2 separate regions of the Homo sapiens genome follow, and region 1 is linked to region 2. Evidence: chromatin loops called from intact Hi-C (ENCODE). Cell type or tissue: CD14-positive monocyte. All regions are shown on one strand. Each heading gives the region's core, and the rest is flanking DNA. Links, peaks and the distances in the headings are about the cores only.

The links. Hi-C counts contacts between places; a loop is a spot of excess contacts. Peaks named below come from ENCODE experiments on the same cell type or tissue, not always from the same donor. Only the 100,000 strongest peaks of a DNase experiment are listed, where the experiment ranks them.
Region 1: a loop joins it to region 2, with 3 times the contacts of the local background. A loop is called at or near these places in 6 of 110 quality-filtered maps.

What each region holds. Positions count from the first base shown.
Region 1 is chr3:5,008,173-5,016,249 of GRCh38, forward strand. No RefSeq gene overlaps it. Among named protein-coding and RNA genes, the nearest start is that of BHLHE40-AS1, 32 kb to the left of the region's middle. RefSeq lists a silencer at 2,646-2,705 and enhancers at 4,286-4,355, 4,455-5,257, 5,258-6,059. In CD14-positive monocyte, for the core only: a CTCF peak has its summit at 3,951; DNase peaks (open chromatin) are centred at 2,969, 3,599 and 4,429; H3K4me3 peaks cover 1,672 bases; H3K27ac peaks cover 2,488 bases.
Region 2 is chr3:5,190,513-5,196,316 of GRCh38, forward strand. It overlaps EDEM1 (ER degradation enhancing alpha-mannosidase like protein 1), which reads left to right. Exons shown (of 12, transcript NM_014674.3): 2 at 4,697-4,769. Among named protein-coding and RNA genes, the nearest start is that of EDEM1, 5.7 kb to the left of the region's middle. RefSeq lists enhancers at 4,038-4,107, 4,508-4,577. In CD14-positive monocyte, for the core only: no CTCF peak of the experiment used is centred there; DNase peaks (open chromatin) are centred at 4,439 and 5,299; H3K4me3 peaks cover 1,247 bases; H3K27ac peaks cover 2,012 bases.

The sequences.
Region 1 (8,077 bases), core at 2,565-5,064, 180 kb before region 2:
CCAAAGAACAATCCATTCGACAAATATTAGGAGCATCTCCTATGTGTACTGAGGTTACAAACATGGATATGCAGCTCCAGAACTCAGAACTCAAGGTGCTTAAGATGGAGGAGACAGATTTGTCAACAAATGTCGCTACACCCTTCTGACTGTTCCCTGGCATCTGTGGCCATTGTATACAGTTGTGTAGGTTGTTCACTGCACGAGGGTGCTGGCTCGGGCATAGAGGGGGTGAAATTCAGGTCAGGTCCCTTTCCTAAGCATGGGCCTATGGGGCTGCATCTTCCCAGAGGGGCACCTTTTCCTAATTCTTACAAATGTGCTGTGTGGGCTGGCCTAGCCCCTGCAGCATTCACATTACCTTGTTCTGACCCAGTCAGCTCCCACCAACAAAAGCACTCATTTTAGGTATAAGTTACTCGCCCCTGCACACACACCTATTACCTCGTGAGCACTCCATCATCCTTAACTTGGCCTTCAAGCTCCTTTGCGAACTGCCCCCAGCTCCTTCTCTGCCATCTCTAGCATCTCCTTCCCTCTCATACTCCTCATACCACACAGTACACACGGTATAGCTTCACTTCCTTGAAGGAGCCATGGTCCATCTGATCTTTGCATATGCTGTTTCCTCTCTCTGGAATAACCCCCTTTTCTCCGATTGGCTGGCTAATGCCTCAAATGTTCAGATCTCAATTTAGATATTATTCTCTCCAAGAGGCCTTTGTTGATTTTGTTTTGTTTTGAGACAGAGTGTCACATTGTTGCCCAGGCTAGAGTGCAGTGGCGCGGTCACAGATCACTGCATCCTCAACCTTTGCCCAAGAGATCCTCCTATCTCAGCCTCTCAAGTAGCTAGGACGATAGAAACAGGGCACCATGCCTGGCTTTTTTTTTTTGGTAGAGTTGGGGTCTCACTGTGTTGCCAAGGCTCAAGAAGCCTTCTTTGAAGGCTCTCCACTCCCTTCCTTCTCACCCAATCAGATCACATTCCTGATGCCCCCATAGTGCCTGTACTTCTCTAAAGCATTTGTCAGAATTATAATGAAATGATTAATAGTATTAATTATTGATTATTGCCTTTCTCCTCTAGGAAATTAGAAGCTCCTGGAATATGGGGACTGTGTCTTTTATATGGTGTACATGTTATATAGGCCATCTGTCTGCTATATGCTAGAATCCTAGTGCATATAGTTGGTGCTCAATAAATTATTATTGAATAAATGAATGACTATAGCTCAATATAATACAGGCCATTAGACAGGTTATTCTACTTATTTGAGGACAGGGAAGGCTGTACATATAGCTGGTGCTCAATAAATAATAATTGAATAAATAATTATTGACTCAATGAATGACTATAGTTCAGTCTAATACAGGACAGTGGTCAGGTGATTCCACTCGTCTGAGGACAGGGAAGGCTGTACATGGCAAGGTCTCCTTGTTTCAGAGGGGTCTGGGAAGAGAAGTCAAACTCCCCAGGGACTCTGGGGACAGGCAGGAGCAGCGTGTGCTGGGCCTGAGGGAGGCCAGTGCAGAGGGGCCACTCCCAGGCGCTTGGCTGTCTTGTGGAAGCCAGAGGTCTCATCTTCCCCAGTTTTCTGGGTGTCCCAGGATGTGGGCAGCCACTGTGCCTTTGCTGAGAACATTTATAAGAGATTCCCCAAGTCTCCGGACTGAGTGAACGTGAACCACATATGGTTCCAAACTCTGTCATAAAACCACAACTTGGCTGTGGGATCCCTAACACGCAGTCGCGACTTGGCCAGCAATCTGGGGGAAGATTGTTCTCTTGGACGCAAAGAGAGCCACTGTGGTCCAGGGAGAGCAGAACCAGGAGGCCTTAATGAATACCTTCTCGAAGCCGACCTTAAAATGCTTTCAGCTGTGGGGTGGGGCGAAGGACTGCCACCCTCATGACAGGGCATTCCCAGGCTAGTTCATTTATCTTGAATTTAGACTTATTAAATTTTAAATTTAAATTTTTTTAATATCGTGGAACTTCTCAAACACGTTCACTACAGGAGAATAGGATGATGAACGTCATATCCAATACTCAGCCTCAAGGGTTATGAATTCACGGATAATTTGGCTTTATTTCTGCACCACCCCCCACCCCGTGGAATAGTTTAAATCAGATTCCAGGCAACATATAATGTTATCTGCAAGTGCTGTGATTGGGTTACTCCCTTTTAAAACACAAGCAATCCTATTCATTATAGGGAAACAAATGTTTTTGTTTGTTTTGTTTTTTGGGTTTTTTTGAGACAGAATCTCACTCTGTTGCCCAGGCTGGAGTGCAGTGGTGCGATCTCAGCTCACTGCAACCTCTGCCTCCCAGGTTAAAGTGATTCTCCTGCCTCAGCCTCCCAAGTCGCTGGGATTACAGTTGCCCACCACCATACCCAGGTAATTTTTTGTATTTTCAGTAGAGACGGGGTTTTACTGTATTGGCCAGGCTGGTCTCGGACTCTTGACCTCAAGTGATCCACTTCGCCTCGGCCTCCCAAAGTGCTGGGATTACAGGCATGAGCAACTGTGTCTGGCAAAAAAATGTTTTTAATTTAAAAAAATTACATATAATCCAATCACCCAGCATTGATTTAAATGGTGTGGCTCCATCAAAAGGAATCACTCAGGTTGCATTTGCATCTTCATTTTGTCACCTGTGGTTACATGACCCTGGGCGCGGTGCCTCTCCAAGCCTCAGCTTCCTCAGGTATAAAATGGGTGTGTGCTTGGTACAGGGTTGTTGTGGGGTGAAAGGAGGTGTTACTATTGGCTCGATGCCTGGCCCATACAGCACAGGTGTGAACAATGACTGCTGATGGAACATCCTGCCTGATCCAAGGCCTACATGTTTGGCATTGGAGCTCACCAGAAAGCACAGCTGTTTCTTCCACAAATCAGCCCAGTTGCTCAGGAAGGAGGGCAGCCCTATGTAGGAGGAAGCACTTCTGCTTGCATGCAGGAGGTTGGAATCTCAAATCCTTGGGTCATCTTAAATTGCTTCCAGAGGCTGACCTCAGTGCTGGGTTCTTGACTAATCTACACCATTCAATCAGGGTGACTTTTGCCTTAGAATTCCACACCACTTGCTCTGGAGGGAAGGGAAGAGGAAGGACTAAAAGGAAGATGTGGCCTCAACCCTCCATTTTACAGGTGGAAAAACTGAAGCTCGGCTGGTGAAGGCACTAAGATCCCAGGGCTGCTAATGGCAAAGACAGGACTGGAGGCCAGCGTCCAGCTTCAGTTTTCTTGCCTGCAAATGGGTAGGCGAAAGCAAGGGAAACCCAGCTATCCTTAGAGGCTGGAAGCCCACCAGTCAGAAAGGCTAACCCTGTCGTGCTAACCAAAAAGCCACTGAGGGATTTCTTAAGTTAAGACGAAGGCAGCTTCTAAGAATCAGGGACTTGTGTTTTCTCCCAAGAGACTTTTGAAAGCAAAACTTGCAGGGACCCCCTCCTTAGAGACAGGAGGTCACAGCTGAGGTATCTGGCCAGATGCAAAGAACTTCCCTCTCTGTTCTTGTTAACACTGATAAAAAGGCTTCCTTCCTCATTCTCGGGACCAGCTTTTCACCCCGGGCCGCCGGCCGACTCAACCCCCATACCCCTCTTGTCATACTATCCTCCCACCGCCTCCACCCTCTTGCCACCCCGGACTTGACCTTGTCCTGGACTGTCCCTTTGACAAAATTCAGGGCCACCCGACTCTTCTTACCTTCGCTGGTGCCTCTTCCTCTGTCTTGCACTGGTGGGTTCATGTTTCACTTCTCCACCAGGGCGGTGGGTGGAGGCCACGAGGGCTGTCCCATCACCTCATGTTTGGCAGCTGTGGTGGGCCTGGGTGGGAGAAGGGTGTCTGGTTCTGGTTCTGCTGTCAGGAGAGGGCCTCTCCACCTGGCCAGCCCTGGTTTCCTCTTTTGCACCCTGGGGAGAGTCATCTCCCTCACAGTGTTGGGAGGTGGAAATTGGTGATCATGGCTAAGGTGCATGGAGCATCTATTATGTGCCAGGGATGTGGGATTTATCTCACGTAAGCCTCCTGACAACTCTGTTTTACACATGGGAAAACAAGTTCAGCGAGATGAAGTGGCTTGCCGGTGGCCACCAGGTAGTGATGGGTGGAGGAGGCAGCATTTGAACCCAGGTACTCAGCCCCCAGATCATGGGCTCTTAACCACATCCCCACACCATCTTCCTAAAAAGTAACATCTGTACCACACCCTTGGAACTAGCAGCAACAGAAGCTGCAGACTTTTGGAAAGGGAAAGTAGCTCCTCCATTCCACCCCCACCATATTTTGATGACAACTATGGACTCGATGCTCCTGCTTTCTTATCTCACAAAGGTGGGAAGGCAACAGTCTGTGTTTTCACTGGCACTCTCCCGTGTCCTGATAGAGGAAGTAGTAGCTCAGACAAGTTAAGGAAGTTGACCAGGGTCACACAGCTGGTCTGTGGCAGCAGGGAGAGTTAAATGCATGTTAACTTGTTCAGTTATTGAGCACCTGCTGCATACCAGCCTGCATGTCAATTGCTGGGTATGCTGTGGGATACTGCCCTCTCAGGTCTTACAGCTAAAGGAAGGGTGTTGATGGTGGAAATAGTGTGTTGACAGATTTTTTTTTTTTTTTTTTTGAGATGGAGTCTTGCTCTGTCACCCAGGCTGGAGTGCAGTGGCGTGATCTCGGCTCACTGCAACCTCTACCTCCTGGGTTCATGCAATTCTCCTGCCTCAGCCTCCTGAGTAGCTGGGATTACAGACGTGTGCCACCACGCCAAGCTAATTGTTGTATTTTTAGTAGAGACAGGGTTTCGCCATGTTGGTCAGGCTGGTCTCAAACTCATGGCCTCAAGTGATCCACCTGCCTCGGCCTCCCAAAGTGTTGGGATTACAGGCATGAGCCACTGGGCCAGGCCAAGTGACAGATCTTTATAGCTGGGCTGGTCCTGCTCCACAGAGCTGTCTCCCTTGGGCTGTTGACATTGAAATGACAAACACTGGGCAGCCAACTCACCATTAATTGCCAGGATGAATGGAGCCATCCCAGCTACAGAGCTCTGGCAGCTAGACCCTATGGCCACAGCAGGTCTTTTGGAGTGACTTTGAATGGCTTCCCATGCCCCTACTGTTTCTTGCTTTCTCCTGATAACACCCAGCTGCTGTCAGGCCTATGGGCAAGGAGAGGCCTCCTGGGGCTGGTAGGGTCTGGGTGGGGCCCTGACTCATCGCCACCAGTGAGCCTTTGTCTGAACACTTCCCCTCCAGAGCACAGGGATAGCCATTCGGAAACCAAGGTGAAAAAGAGGGTGGAGCCCAGTCTGGGATTTGAGACTGATTATCTACATCACTGGGACCCTTTTGGTCTCCAGGTTTCCTCCTTCTCCCTGTCTCCCTCCCTCCCTCCATAAGTGGACATTCATTCAGGCAGAGCCAACCAGGTAGTTGCCTAAGCTGGAGCTGCTGAAGTCTCATCTCAAATTTGTTAAGATCAGTCACCTTCTTCCCCCCACTCTCAGCTCCTGCTCCTCCTCTCCTTCTCCTCCTTCTCTGCCTCTGCCTCCTCCTCCTCTTCCTCCACCTCTCCTCCCCCTCCTCCTCCTCTGCCTCATTCCTCGGGTCACTGTGACTTCTGCTTAATTTCCCTTCCCCTCTCTTTCCCTCTCTGCACTCCCCACTTAATTTTTCACTCACTTCACTGATGAGGAGTACCACTTTTTCCTTTTCGATTACTTTTCTCCCTGTTTACATGTTAATAAAAAGTTACTTTTCTTTTTTTCCAAAACAGGGTCTCACTCTGTCACCTGGGCTGGAGTGCAGTGGTACAATCTCAGCTCACTGCAGCCTTGACATCCCGGGTTCCAGCCATCCTCCCACCTCAACCTCCTGAGTAGCTGGGACTGTAGGTGCACGCCACCACGCCTGGCTAATTTTTGTGTTTTCGTAGAGATGGGGGCCTTGCCATGTTGCCCAGACTGGTCTTAAACTCTCGGGCTTAAGAGATCCTCCTGCGTCATCCTCCCAATGTGCTGGGACTACAGGCGTGAACCACTGCGCCCAGCCAGAAAAAGTTACTTTTCTCCTTGGCTTCAAACTGATATTCGAAGGCTATTTTCTCTTTCAAGAGACATTCATTTCATGTGCTTTGAACATACATATTTGTTGCAAAAAATATACTCTGGTTATCCTTCTCTTGCAGAAAAGAAACACATGCCATTAGTTTTATTTACTTGTCAGTGTGTTGTGAAGGAAGGCCAGAGTCCAGATCAGCTTCTCTTCTTTGCAGGTCTGTCTGCTGAAAGTCATCAAGACACTTTCCAACTCATTGTTTCCAACGAGGGGCGCAGGCTGGGAGCGCTGAGGGGCTGGCTTAACCACCAGATTTTGAATCTCACAGCTTGAGGCTTTTGTGCCTCTGTCCACAGAAGTTCTCACCAAAAGTGTAGCGAAGGCACAGAGCCTGGCTTGTGGGATTTCTACAAGCCAAGACCCACAGTGAATTACTGAAAACATATTCTTCTATCGCATAAGTGTTTAGTCATGGTTGGTAAGAATGCATGATGTGCGGAAGAGAGAGACACGAAGAGAGAGACACACAGAGAGAGGCAGAGACAGAGAAGGAGAAAGAGGAGGAGGACAAAGGAGGACAGAAAAAGGAAGAGCAGAGAGATGGCAAGAGAAGAGACAGTGAGAGTCTTTCAAGAAAGGAGTCATGGCCAGGCGCCAGTGGCTCAGGCCTGTAATCCCAGCAATTTGGGAGGCTAAGGCGGAGGATTGCTGGAGCCCAGGAGTTTGAGACCAGCCTGGGCAACATGGCAAAACCCCATCTCTACAAAAAAATACAAAAATTAGCCGAGTGTGGTACACATCTATAGTCCTAGCTACTTGAGAGGCTGAGGTGGGAGAATCACTTGAGCCTGGGAGGTTGAGGCTGCAGTGAGCCAAGATCACACCATTGCACTCCAGCCTCGGTGACATTGTGAAAACCTGTCTTAAAAAAAAAAAAAAAAGATGTTAAGGGAAATACAGAGGGACAGAAATAGAGAGTTCCCAAGAGCAGGAACAACAGTTAGAGACACAGAGAGACAAAGATGGGAGAGACAGAGAGAGCAAGAGTTGGTGGAACAGAAAGAGTGAGCGAGAGGGAGAGACAAAGAGAACAGAGTACAAGAGAGAAAGGAGGAAAGGACAAAAGGAGAGACTTGGGAAAGGAGAAAACACGAGGAAAAACATCAAAAGAACCCGAGGTTTGTAGAGGTGGGAAGGACCCTAAGAGCGAATTATTGATTTTGCCAACACACGACCTCTAGACTCAAGACTCAAACTGTCTTGGTTCCCCATTTCCTAGCTGTGCAGTTGAGACAGGTTACAGTATTAAATATATCTGTGCCTCAGTTTCCTCATCTGCAAGATGCAGACAACAGTCTCTACCTCATAAGGCTCCTGGGAGGGCTGTTGAGTTAATACATTAAGCCAGGAAAGTCCAGTCTTTTGGCTTCCCTGGGCCACATTGGAAGAACTGTCTTGGACCCCACATAAAATACATTAACACTAACGATAGCTGATGAGCTTTAAAAAAATGCAGAAAAACTTTTTTTTTTGAGATGGAGTCTCGCCGTGTCACCAGGCTGGAGTGCAGTGGTGAGATCTCAGCTCACTGCAACCTCCGCCTCCTGGGTTTAAGCGATTCTCCTGCCTCAGCCTCCCGAGTAGCTGGGACTACAGGCACCCGCCACCACGCCCGGCTAATTTTTGTATTTTTAGTAGAGACAGGGTTTCACCATGTTGGCCAGGATGGTCTCGATCTCTTGACCTCGTGATCCGCCTGCCTCCGCCTCCCAAAGTGCTGGGATTACAGGCGTGAGCCACCGCACCCGGCCTCATAATGTTGTAAGGAAGTTTACGAATTTGTGTTGGGCCACCTTCAGAGCTGTCCTAGACCTGTGGGCCATGGATTGGACAAGTTTGTATGAAGCAAATGCTCAAGATGCCCTAGTTGTTGTGATGATCGTTTATTGAGCATATATGTGGCAGGAAGTGTGTCATGTGGGACCCAAAGATGTCAAAGCCCCCGA
Region 2 (5,804 bases), core at 2,909-5,408:
CTGGTCTTTGTGGTATCATGTGTGCTGTTGGCCTTTATTTCAGGATGAAGGCTGCCGATGAGTGTTTTGGTTTGGTTATGCATTGGTTTGGTTATGCGTAAGTTAAGGTCAGGTTGCTTTGAGACAGATGTGTTATTGGAAAGAGGGTTTTAGAAGTATTGAGGAGGTGGGGATGGCATTAGGGAAGGGTTGTGCCCTGAGCTGGGTAGGCCCGTTGGTTGGTAAACCTTTGTTGTCTTTGAGGAGGCCAAAGAAGCCTTGCATGGACGCCTCACACTTGCCACTTACAAACAGTGGAAAACTTAATTTTTTGTACTCTCCTTCCTTTAACTCCTCTCAGGCTTTGCTTTTTTTTAAATATTTTTTAAAAAAATTTATTTTTAATTTTTGAGGATACACAGTAGGTGTATATATTTATAGGGTACATGAGATATTTTGGCACAGGCATGCAATTTGTAATAATCACATCATGGAAAATTGGGTATCCAACCCCTCAAGCATTTTTCTTTTGTGTTACAAACAATCCAATTATACTTTTAGTTATTTTAAAATGTACAGTTAAATTATTATTGACTGTAGTCCTCCTGTTATGCTATCGAATACTAGGCCTTGAGGAAAGTTTAAAACCAGAGTATTGTCATGCTGGCTTTGAAACAGGAGGGTACTTCACATCCCCAAACTAAATAATCTGTAATAAAAATTTTTCATATTTTTTGTTTGTTTGTTTAATTGACAGGGTATTGTTCTGTCACCCAGGCTGGAGTGCAGTGGCATAATCATTGCTCACTGCAGCCTTGAACTCCTGGGCTCAAGCAGTCCTCCTGCCTCAGCCTCCCGAATAGCTGGGACTAGAGGTGTGCCCCACCATGCTCGGCTAATTTTTTTTTTTTTTAATTTTTCTGTAGAAGTGGGGTCTTACTTTGTTGCCCAGGATGGTCTCAAACCCCTGGCCTCAAGCAGTCTTCCCGCCTTGGCCTCCCAAAGTGCTGAGATTATAGGTGTGAGCCACCAAGCCCAGCCAAAAATCTTTCAGATTTTAAAAAATCAAATGTATTCTAATGACTCATTTAACAAGAGTGAATTTGCCATTAGAGTATTATATAAAAAGTACACATAGAAAATTTCGGTGCTAAACACTCTTACCGTTTCTCTGTAGTCATATATGCTCCAAACTTATCTTGCCTCAAGTACATGTGACTTGTTCTTGGGGAGGTATCAGGTAAGGAGTTAACATGAAGTGAATAAAACCTGAACACTCTAAAAAGAGCAGATCTGTCTAAGATAACTATGCAAAGTCAGTTCTCACATCCTTAATTTGGGTTGGAGGATCCAAATTTAAAGTTTCTTTGAGTAAATGTGGATATTATATTTTTGTAATCCTGTGAATGGTTAACTGTAGTTCTGGCTTTTGGGCATGTGACCATTCTCAATTTCTTCTCAACTGTATTGCTATTAAAACAACAAAACAAATCTCAAATTAAGCCAAACAAATATTGGCCCCTCAAATGCTTAGGTACTACTAGCTCAAGATGGCCTCCTCTGCATTCCTCTTTCTTTGGAAAGTCCTGCCCTCTTTCAGAGTCAGGCTCCTCTTGTTTCCGTGACACCATCTAACTGTTTGAAGATGATTTTCCTTTATTTGCTCAGTTCTTCTTTTGATTCCTTTCCTTTGAGCTGCGATTCTACATTTTAACCTTATTTGAGGATTGAGTACTGTTGTGTATTCACCTGCATTTCCCTTTGTCTTGTCTCTCCAGATTATCAATCCCTTGAACGCAGGGACTGTTTCTTATGTTATCTCTGTGCCTACACCACACCAGGTAGATTTCTGAACAGCTGTTACAGGTTAAGTATACATGGGAATTTAAATTTAAAAACACATATGTTTGATTTTGTTAGCTACATAATCAAAAATTTTCTATCAAAGGCCATGGTTTTCTCCATCTTTTCTGTTTTGAGGTGAACTTTAAAAATTTACAGTGGGGTGAATGCCATGAACATTTGTACCTGGTGAAGTAAGTGGAGCGTTTAGTTGTGCGGTTCAGCCAGCTGGTTACAGGGAAAGGTATTGAGTTCTTGCTGGATGAACTTAAAGGTATCAGGTTAGGCTGGAGATTGACAAGAATATCTACAAAGAACAAATCCAGAGTCTGAGCTGCATAGTGGGCTGGCATAAATGGAGTCATAATAATTTCATGCTGTTAGGCCAGTAGAGTTTTATGGTGTTTTTTTTTCTTCCTTCATCCTCACTCCCACTTCCCCCTTATTTTGGCACCTTTTGAAAGAGGATGTAGCAATTATTTGGTAAGAAAGAATTAAAAGTGTTCTAATGAGTAAATACCCCAGATCTTAGAGAGGATTTGTCTGACTAGAGTGGAGAGAAGAAACCCCACAGTTACTGCAAGTAATTTTTTTTTTTTTTTTTACTGTGGCAGCTCATTAATTTTTAGTGACTGGGCATTGTAAAAAATATTTTAAAACTGGGTCTATTTTAGTTATAGATTACAAGGCAAAGCACAATAAAACATAGAAAGGAGTTCAGTGCTCACAGTGAGTACCTTCCTTCCATGGGCCTGTGCAGGTGGATAGAATGACACATGCCGCAGATCTGGGTGTGACTCAGGAGAGGGGAGTTACATGTGGTTCTCCTGATTACCATCTAGCTTGGATGCTACATGATGAGGGAGCTGTTTTCTGATGAGGTGGGCTGTTGAAGCCCACTCTGTTTCTAAGCGGCAGAGCAACAGAGTGAAATATTTACACAGAGCAGAACATTCTTGAGTTGGCAGAATTGGGCGTAAGGATCTCCCTGTCTCCTTTGAGCCCCTCCTGCAACCCTTGCACTTTTTGTACCTTTTTTGGCTGTCACTTGCGCTTGAGAGGCATATTTGAATCCATAGCTCTTGCTTTGAGGGGACCTTTTGCTATTGTATAAGTTTATTTCCAGAAAATCAACAAATAGAAAAAACAGGTACAATTTTCCAGCCAAGCAGTTTTCTGACTTCCCAGCTTATAGGAAATGAGCTAGCCCTAGTTCCTAGACTATAGCCCCCATATATATCTCGTTTCAAAAAAACAGTATCTAAAATTTTTTTTTTTTTTGAGACAGAGTTTCGCTCTTGTTGCCCAGGCTGGAGTGCAATGGCATGATCTCGGCTCACCGCAACCTCCGCCTCCTGAGTTCAAGTAATTCTTCTGCCTCAGCCTCCCTAGTAGCTGGGATTACAGGCGCCTGCCACCACGCCCAGCTAATTTTTGTATTTTTAGTAGAGACAGGGTCTTGCCATGTTGGCCAGGCTGGTCTTGAACTCCTGACCTTGGATGATCCACCCACCTCGGCCTCCCAAAGTGCTGGGATTACAGGCGTGAGCCACCGCACCCAGCCTAAAATTTTACTATAAATTCTTTGCTTTAGATTAGATGGTGTAACAGCATAAAACAAGGCAACTGGAGGGTTCAAATAAAATGAGACATTGGAGCTGTTATGCCTCTTTCACATAAGCCCCATTTTCCCCAGCTGAGGCACAGGCCTTTCAGAGACCACAGCAAGCCATCACAACACGAGAGGTGCTGTGCACCAGAAGCTTCTCTGACTGGAAGGTGAGATAAGGACCCATTAGGGTGATCCGAGGAGCAGATGAAGTGCTTTGGGATATGATGGAAGACTGCAGATATCAATGCATCTTGCTGGAAATAAAACTGGAGCTTTTTTGCTTTGGTTGCTAATAAAATCTTTAAACAGTTGTCTTATGTCTTCTCTTACTATCATTTTTTCCAAGCTTCTGCACTTATTTTCTGGATTTTTGGGAATGGGACAAATAAATAAATGAAGTCCCCAGAATTTCTCAAACTGTCCTTTATTTTACTAGTTCTTCATCCCTATTCTCCCAGATGTATTAGTTTTTTTGTTGTTGACTTTTTTGTAAAGTGTTACAAAGACATACCACAGTGCCTGAGGAGCTTCACCCTTGTCATCCTGAAGTTGGTTTCTTAAGGTTGTTTCAGAATGGAAAATTGGTGTAGATTATGGGGTGAGAGGTGTGTGGCAGAAACGTTTATGTAGCTCCAGTCAAGAAGTGAGAAAGGCCTCAATTCCTGCCTAGGTTCATGTTAAATGATATCTCAGAATTAACGGAAATAATCAAGACCCTTTGGATGAGTTATTAATGAAGAAATGGTGTAAAGAAGTTAATTTATACCCCCAACCATAGGGCAGATGAGTAATATTGACACTGTCAATTAATGTATTTACTTCTTTTTGTGTGTAATATAGGCTGTGGTGTCTAATTTCTGTATTAAAGTATTACAGGTGGGTCGTATGACAAGGGCTCTTCTTTAGTTCCTAATGATTGTGAAATCAGAGCTTTTTAAAGTTGGACAGGACCAAGGAGATTGTCTATGGTGATAAACCTGAATCTCAGAGAGGAGATGACTCACTGCCTCCTGACTTCCTGTGAGCATTCTTTCCACTCTGGTACAAGTGTGTCTCCACAGTTCTGTGACTTGATTCTACTTATGGACACCATAGAAAGTGTTACTTTGGGGGTAGAAAGACCTTTGCTGTATTAATTCACCCATAATTAGTTCCTGAATAAATAAGAGTTGCTGGCAATTATAGTTTCTGATGGGTGTTTACTTTTATTGTCTTCTCTTTTGAAATAAAGTCTTTTTGTTGAATTTTAATTTTCTTTTTCAGTTCAAATCTGAACATCAATGATGTACTAGGGAACTACTCATTGACTCTTGTTGATGCATTGGATACACTTGCAGTAAGTGTTCACCTTTTTTTAAAAAAATGAATTAAGATGTTTTAGAGTTGATTATCCCTAGTTCCCTCCAGCAGTGGGAATTCCAGGGAGCCTGATAAGTCAAAATGTATCATTAGCTTTGATAACTGTTATTTATTTTAATGACCTTAATGGGGAGAACAAGAAAAGTGTTGAAGGTTAAATGAGGGGAAATGTGATTCCATTAAAAAAAGGAGAAGGAATGTACGATTGATTTTAGGGAACCTATTTTTTTTTAACCAGTTTCTATCTTATTCCCTAAAAGAACCCATAATGAAGCTCATTAATATTGATAATTATAGTCGTTGCTATTCCAGGAGTAAAAGAGAGAAGATCTAAGGGTTGGCAGGTACCCTGAAATGTCATCTAGCCACTGGCTCCCCCAGGAGCAAGTTGGAGCCCTAGCGCCCATCCTTATGTGGGGCTCCCTAGAAACCCTTCTCTTTTATTTGCCACTTCCTGTTTTGTGGACACTCCATGCCTGAGCTGCCAACGTGGGTGCTGGCATTACTGCCTCATCCTGTGGTTTTGCTCATTGACTCTGGAGAACTAGAGGCCTTTGAGCAGATATGCAGAAGCACCTTGAAGGCAGTGTGGCACTCAGTACATGGTGCCATGTCTGTGTGCTTCATCTGCTTCACCTTTTGCCATTAAAGCAGTTTCCAGGGGACTGTATTCCAGCATAGTGTTGTTTTAAAATCTTCTTAGTTAAGGTGATTTTTACAACCTCTTTGCTTTCCTTCATTGTCCAGCAAGTCTTTACCATGAGAAATATCTTATTGCAGTCTAGCCCAAATGTTGTACTTTTATTTATTCTTGTTTCTTTTAACATGCCATAGAAGAGTTTAAAGCTGTCTGTTAGGAGATAGAATTGGGGCCGGGCGCAGTGGCTCACGCCTGTAATCCCAGCACTTAGGGCGGTTGAGGTGGGAGGATCAGCTGAGGTCAGGAGTTTGAGACCAGCCTGACCAACATGGTGAAACCCCTTCTCTACTAAAAGTACAAAAATTAGCTGGG